Linked DNA regions of Homo sapiens: region 1 is linked to region 2. Evidence: chromatin contacts called from ENCODE Hi-C data. All regions are on one chromosome and are shown on one strand. Each heading gives the region's core, a stretch centred on a gene start or an enhancer-like site at or near the end of the contact. The rest is flanking DNA. Distances are from core to core; before and after follow the strand shown.

What was found. Hi-C counts contacts between places; a loop is a spot of excess contacts on that map. Pooled maps may share reads with other maps.
Region 1: a loop to region 2 is called in a map of chondrocyte, with 3 times the contacts of the local background. The contact joins the enhancer-like site here to the promoter of CYP2R1 in region 2. A Hi-C loop is called at or near these places in 1 of 168 maps with a recorded cell type or tissue (chondrocyte), 12 of 37 single-sample maps with no recorded cell type and 7 of 50 pooled maps.

Annotation. Positions count from the first base shown.
Region 1 is chr11:14,269,292-14,273,108 of GRCh38, reverse strand. No RefSeq gene overlaps it. Among named protein-coding and RNA genes, the nearest start is that of RRAS2, 88 kb to the left of the region's middle. Within about 2 kb of position 1,693, at least 5 of the 41 ENCODE cell types and tissues checked have a DNase peak (open chromatin) inside an H3K27ac peak, as active enhancers do.
Region 2 is chr11:14,889,849-14,893,600 of GRCh38, reverse strand. It overlaps CYP2R1 (cytochrome P450 family 2 subfamily R member 1), which reads left to right and starts at 1,370. Exons shown (of 5, transcript NM_024514.5): 1 at 1,370-1,620. The coding sequence starts at 1,396. It also overlaps a transcript of PDE3B not described here. RefSeq lists a silencer at 1,623-1,862.

The sequences.
Region 1 (3,817 bases), core at 444-2,943, 620 kb after region 2:
GCCTTCCAAAGTGCTGGCGGATCATGAGGTCAAGAGATTGAGACCATCCTGGCTAACATGGTGAAACCCCGCCTCTACTAAAAATCCAAAAAATTAGCTGGGTGTGGTGGTGCACACCTGTAGTCCCATCTACTTGGGAGGCTGAGGCAGGAGGATCGCTTGAACCCCGGAGGTGGAGGTTGCAGTGAGCCAAGATTGTGCCACTGCACTCCAGCCTGGTGACAGAGCGAAACTGTCTAAAAAAGCAAACAACCTCCAGATAACTGGCAGGTAAATAGAAGGAGATGATAATCAAATGGTCTTTTTCAAACACATCACTTAATCACTTAAGGGTATTTAACCAGTGATTGCTTCTAAAATTTCAAAGTAATTTTTAGCAAAAGGTATTTTAATTAAAAATACTTGACTGAGCATGTTTTTTTTTTTTTTTTTTTTTTGTGCATGGCAGTAATAGGCATTCTGGGGAAATGGATAAATGTGGAGATTTTCCTTTTTTTTCAAATTACTCAGAGTCTAGTGCAGGAAGTTTTAGAGTGATAAAAACAAATGCTGGGACCCACTTTCAAGGCAGAGTAGGAAAAGCATTCAAAAAGTGTTGTCCAGCAGAAGGGATTGTAGCATATATTTCTCCTGGAAAATCTGAGGGAACTTCTTAATTAGAATTGGTGTTTAAGCTGGAGCTCGATGGATTGGTAGGATTTGAGATGGAGAGGAGAGAAGAGTGAGGGTGGAAAGATGAGAAAGGCCCAGAGTTGGCAGAATGCAGGGTGTATTCTGGACTGGAACCTTGGCCTAAAAAGATTCTACATGCAATGGGAAAAAAATATGATAAAATAGACTGGGATCAGGTTGTGGAGGGCTTTAAATAGGATGGCCCTTCTGTGTATAATGGGAAACTGCCAAGGATTCTGAACAGGAGGTGCCTGGATCTAATCTAGTGGTAGCATAATGGCAGAGAAGTGCAAATTTGGTGGTCAGATAGAGGTTGTTGGAATCATGGAATCTGTTCTCTTAGTATTATAAACTCAGTGAGGGCAGAATCACGTCTGTTGTGTTTATATTGCCTGGCATGTGCTGAAAAGCCATTTGATGAATGGATGATTTCAGAAAGAGAGACAATGAAGACCTGAACTGCAGTGACATGGGGAGAAGGAGACTGAACACTGGAGGGATATCCAAGTGATGTTTGAGTCTCCAAAATACTGTCTGGATGACCAGGAAGGTGGTGGTGCTATTAATTAAAATAAGGAGTATAGGCAACTCTCTAGTGATAGAAATTTATGTGACAATCCCATACAGGGTTAGTCCAGGAGGCATTTGGGAATGGGGAATGGGAATTGGAGGTCAAAAGAGGCTGCTCGGACTAGGAATGCAGATTTGAAATTTGTCTCTTTTGAGCTTAGTGATTGAGGAGATAAGAATGGGTAATATCCTCCAGGAAGAGAGTGTTTGAGGAGAGGGTCCAAGGGTAAAACTTTGGGGAAAACAAACATGGGAGGTAGAAGATGAAGAGGCAGCAAAAAGCCAAGAGAAGTAGCCAGAAACTGGAGAGAACCACGAGGCTGTTTTGTGAAGGAAGCCACGGAGGTGGTGGAAAGCATTGAGTGCTGTGCAGAGGATGGGGGAGTGAGAGGCTGCACTGGTCTTGTGCGGTTGCTGATGACTTCCTTAGATTTATTTCAGTCTTCTGGTTGTGGAAACCAGATGATAGTGAGTTGAGGTGTGATTGGAGGCTAAGGATGTGGAGGAAGTAAGTGTGGGCTATTTTGAGAAATTCTGTGGCAAAAGCAGGGCAAGATGGGGAAGTTATCTTGTTTTACAGGGTAGGAGGTTAGAGGAATAAGAATAAGCCACTGCAAGTTACTTAATCACAGATAGGGAGGTATGCAGATCTGGAACTATGTATTCACACCTGGATCCTTCAGCGTTTGAGAAATTTAGAAACCTAGTTCGCAGACTCTAGCACATGCCTCTCTGATGGGGGAGAGTGGCACAGTGCAGCTTCTCAAGACTTATCTGCATTGGAGGGCCAGGTTAAAAGATTGTTAGTCTCCAGTGTTGTGGACTGATACTTTTCTAAATGTTATAAAAAATGAATTATTTGGAAAATAATCATTCTCCTGTATATCATGGCAGTGTCAAATTAAGAGTTTCTAAACACTTGCTTTCAGTTTCTTTATCTCATTTGTGGATCTTATCAGGCTGCAGGTCTTGATTTGGGCAGCACTAGTGTAGTGGGGAAGGGAGCAGGAGAGTCGAGTGTTTTTCACAGGTGGCGCTTTTGACTTCCTCTGTAGGCTAGTGATTCCAGGTTAGAACCACTGAGTAACAGTTACATTCCAACACTAGAAAAAGAGGGACTATGTTTATACCAACTCCAGGTGTTGGAGTCAGTAGACTTGAATAAGATGTTTTCACCCTTTTCCCTTCTGTGAATACTTACAGATTATTTGAGGTAAAGAAAAATTGCTTAAACATGCAACTGCTTAAAATATGAGAACTATTACCAATCAGTTATAAAGACTAGGAGTATTTAGAACAGTATGAGAAAATGTTAATGAGTGCTATCTTATGTTAAGACATTATGAATATTATGAATGTTAAGTGAAGACAAATTTCATTTTGCTCTGATAACTGTAAAATTATGCATGCATATTTTATTTGTCATGACATTTTCAGTTATAAGTGACAGAAATGCAACCCAAACCAGCTTCACACAGTGCATGCATTTACTTATTTATGAAGTGAGGGTTGGGTGGAGTGCAGTTGGCTTTCAATGAGTCCTACAACAGGATACCATCAAGACCCACGTGTAAGAATTGTCTAAATTGTGGAGGTGGAGTAGAGGTGTCTGCTAGTAGGAGAGAGTTTGTGTCGAAGCCTAAGGCCAGAAAAGGTAAAATAACTGGCCCCAACCCTCATGGGTACTCAGGTGCAGCAGTGGTTTGAACCTAGGTCCGTGGTACTGAACCATGACACAGCCTCTGCTCTCCACCCTACAGAGCATGTGAAGCCTTCTGAACCAACAGGGTTTCTAAAGCAGGATGTCATTATTTAAATTTGACATTTTAGTGTAGATCTTTTGCTTTCAGATTTCAAAGGATGTAAATTGAAGAATTAGCTTCATGCTAATTAGCATTCGGCTGCTATTTATAATTTGTTACTGCATCTCATTTTCAAAAGGGATTTATTTTTATTCATTCTCCCTACATTGGGCAATATGAAGAACAACATGAATCATTCTCTTATTAAAATTGATAGCATCACATAACAAAATAGAGGAAATGACTGTGTCTTCCTTGAGTCTATGTTATAATTAAGGATTAAACATTAATGTTTAGTTTTTTTTGTTTGTTTGTTTGAACAACAGAGTCTATCGTTAGGGAATAAATATTTAGCTCCTTTGTAGCTGAACTTCCAAAGCTGAGCTCTTTTAATGGTCAGATTCCATTATAAGCTGAGGAGAGGCCTTTCTACAGGTCTTGAGCTTTCTGATTTTTTTTGAGACAGAGTCTTACTATGTCATTCAGGCTGGAGTGCAGTGGTATGAACATGGCCCACAGCAGACTACCTCCTGGGTTCAGGTGATTCTCTCATCTCAGCTTTCAGTGTAGTTGGGACTATAGGCACGCACCACCATGCTGGCTTTTTTTTTTTTTTTTGGAGACAGTCTCTCTGTTGCCCAGGCTTGAGTGCGGTGGTGCGACCTCGGCTCACTGCAACTTCTGCCTCCCTGGTTCAAGTGATTCTCCTGCCTCAGCCTCCTGAGTAGCTGGGACTACAGTCGCACACCACCATGCTCAGCTAATTTTTGTAT
Region 2 (3,752 bases), core at 121-2,620:
GCCTCTAGAAGCTGAAAAAGACAAGGAAATAGAATCTCTCCTACAGTCTCTAGAAAGAATGAAGCCCCACTAACACCTCTCTGTCAGCCCTGGAAGACTCATTTTGGACTTCTCACCTCAAGAATTGTAAGAAAATAAATTTGTGTGGTTTTAAGCCATCAGATTGGTGGTAATTTATTACAACAGTAGTAGGAAACAAATACACTTCTTTAGCAGTTGATCTCAGCTCCAATGTCATCTTCCTAATAAGACTTTCCTTGACAGCCCTTGCCTGCTAAAGTATCTCCCCAACCACCAGGCGTTTTCTATAACGCACTTTTTGTTTGCTTCTGATTATTGAAAATTATTGTATTTCCATGTCATTGCTCTTCCCTCTCATAAGAATGTAAGTTATAGAAAGGACTTTGTTGCTCTTATTCACCTATGTATCTCCATTGCTTAGGACATGGGAACATAGTAGACATTCAATAAATATTTGTTGTGTGAATGAGTCGTAAGCTAATGAGGACCATAAAACTCATGCCACTGCTAAATCACAATTAGAGGGCAGCTGTTAGAAGAGTCCCAAACCCAGTAAGTCCTGTATTGCAAGGAACTGCCCAATAGAAAACAGGAATAAAAACAATTAGCAAGAATAATATGAAATCAGTTGCTTAATTCCAGGCAGTGGAGGCAGAAATCTTGAATAGTAAATACTCTCCGTGAACAAGTGCAGACAAGAGTCCCGTGATTGCCAATAAGTAATCAGTTTGGAAAGACCAGAGAGGGGTCAAATATAGGTAAACTGAGTTAATCACATAAACTGCTCAATCATCACAATTATTAAAAGATCACACACAAAAATACATTAACAGGAGAAAAATAGTAAAACAGGACAAAACAGTAAAATTACTTTCTTTTACTACTGATGGGTCAATTTTCTACTGGAAATTCTGAAAAGTATCAGGTTCAGCTAAAGACTGCAGTGTTGATCATCTCTCCAGTTTTCCTAGTGTGAAATGAAATAAGCAGACCTGGTACTTAAAAAGACACTTTAAGAAAGGTCTGGCCCCAGAGAGGCAGGATCCGCCTAGCCCAGTGAGTGAGGCCGTCCTGACACCTCGTCAATGCCCTTGTGTCAACATTCTAGAAAACGGACTCCTGGCTCATTGCTCCGCCTAGAGCCGCGCCACCTCCAAAGGGTAGCACCGGCCACCCGCTCCGCAAAGTCCACTCTCAGCCGCGCAAAACTAGAAGGTAGTTGTCCCGAAGGGGCCTGAGCGCTCACTCAGTCAGCCAATGGCCACGGAGCTAGGGCGGGACCTGAGGGTATCCTGCCAATGGGAGTATGGCAGGGCTGGAGGGAGTGCCTGGGTCTCAGGGCTGCTGTGGAGTTCGCACCTCCAGCTCGGGCCGATGTGGAAGCTTTGGAGAGCTGAAGAGGGCGCGGCGGCGCTCGGCGGCGCGCTCTTCCTGCTGCTCTTCGCGCTAGGGGTCCGCCAGCTGCTGAAGCAGAGGCGGCCGATGGGCTTCCCCCCGGGGCCGCCGGGGCTGCCATTTATCGGCAACATCTATTCCCTGGCAGCCTCATCCGAGCTTCCCCATGTCTACATGAGAAAGCAGAGCCAGGTGTACGGAGAGGTACAGCCCCGACGGGCCCCGGGCAGGGAGGGCCGCCAGGCTGGCCCGGGCTGGCCAGGGCCTTCCTGGTTGGACTTATGGCCGCCCCTGGGCCGACTAGTCGGGACCTCTCCGTGTGCCGGCTGCCCTTTGAGGGACACCCGCTTCCCGGGTCTGGAAGGGAGAAGTCCTCGACGCCGTGCCCCCTTGCAGGGGGAGCCCCGCCCCTGCCGGTGACCCACTCCGGGCCGAGGCTCCGAGGCGATCCAGTCCTGATTTTCCCGCTACCGCTCGAGCTCTTGCTCCTGCGCCTGCGCCGTTTGGCTCGCCAGCCGCGCCGCCACTTCAGGTCCAGGGTGGACGCATGCCCTCAGGTGCGGGCGTCTTGCGAGTCGGCCTCGCAGCTCTGTGGAAGCTGCACGCGGCTTGTCGGAAAATCAAGGCGTTCTGAGTTCTAGATGGTTAATAGCAGGTTCTTCGGTGTCTGCAGTCGACGAACGACTGGTGTAGGCGTTTGCTGTGAGAATGGAGAATGCAGGGGAACGCCCCTGACTGAGAAGCGGGCCCTGGGAAACGATTGTGAACGCGTGAATGAATTGATGACTAAAATCCGCTGCGGGGGTCCTACAGCGCAGATGGTAATGCCGTTCTGACTGGCTGGGAACGGCACCTTAGCAGATACTTAAAAGGCGCCTTCTGTGTGCCACTGTCACTGCCAACTTGGTGACTCATTTAAAACTCATAACCAGCCGGTGAGGTCGGTACTTCGCTCCTCCTCATTCTGCGGAGGGGAAAGCAGCACGGAAATGCCCTGTGACTGGCAGCGGAAAAGGCGACCACCGCTTGTGTGTGGGTGTCCCGACGTCCGGAGGGGGCAGGAGTTTCCACGGGTCCTGGGACAGAGCTCACCTGTTTTGTTTTGAATTACACTTATTTATATGCAACTACAGGCCTGACGCTAGCGGTGAAGAAGGCAGATACAGCCTTTTAAGGAGTTGGCAGATGAGTGGGAGAGAGAAAACTAATCTCATTATCGGCCACAGGCTGTGGTCAGTGTTTTGAAGGAAAAGTACAGGGATGTTTGGCAACTGTGGTATTTCAGGTTTGACCTTAAATCCTTACTTAAACCAATTTTTACAAGGATTGGTCTAGGTGCCCGGGCGCGGTGGCTCACGCCTATAATCCCAGCACTTTAGGAGGCCGAGGCGGGCGGATCACGAAATCAGGAGATCGAGACCGTCGTGGCTAACACGGTGAAACCCCATCTCTACTAAAAGAATACAAAAAATTAGCCGGGCGTGGTGGCGGGCACCTGTAGTCCCAGCTATTCGGGAGGCTGAGGCAGGAGAATGGCGTGAACCCGGGAGGCGGAGCTTTCAGTGAGCCGAGATCGCGCCACTGCACTCCAGCCTGGGCAACAGAGCCAGACTCCGTCTCAAAAAAAAAAAAAAAAAAAAAAAAAAAGAATTGGTCTAGGTTTCTAGAATAGAAAGTCACTAATGGTTTACGTTCCTTTCATGGTTCACGAATAGTTTACGTTGTTAAAGGGAAGCTGGACGAGATAATAAAGGTATGTATAATTCTTAGATCTTATTTTCCAACCTGCAATTCTCCCAGAATTGAGTTTATTCCCATGATTTTCATGTAATATATTTCATCTCTTTGGTATCTTGGTACACAGCATCATAATATTCTAGAGAAATAAAATGTGAAAGCATAAGACTAGAGGTCAGGTCTTCTGCCAGACAAAACTTGACCTCTATTCTGAGTCTTTTTTTTTTCTCGGTAGTGAGAATAACAACAGAAAACAGAAAAGTGCTACTCAAGTGTTCTTGGTTATTGTGTATGTTATTAGTTTCTTTCTTTTTTTATTTGAGACGAGTCTTGCTCTGTCACCCAGGCTGGAGTGCAGTGACGCCATCTCGGCTCACTGAAAGCTCCGCCTCCCGAGTTCACGCCATTCTCCTGCCTCAGCCTCCCGAGTAGCTGGGACCACAGGTGCTCGCCACCACGCCCGGCTAATTTTTTGTAATTTTTAGTAGAGATGGGCATTCACTCGGTTAGGCAGGATGGTCTCGATCTCCTGACCTCGTGATCTGCCCGCCTCGGCCTCCCAAAGTGCTGGGATTACAGGTGTGAGCCACTGCGCCCGG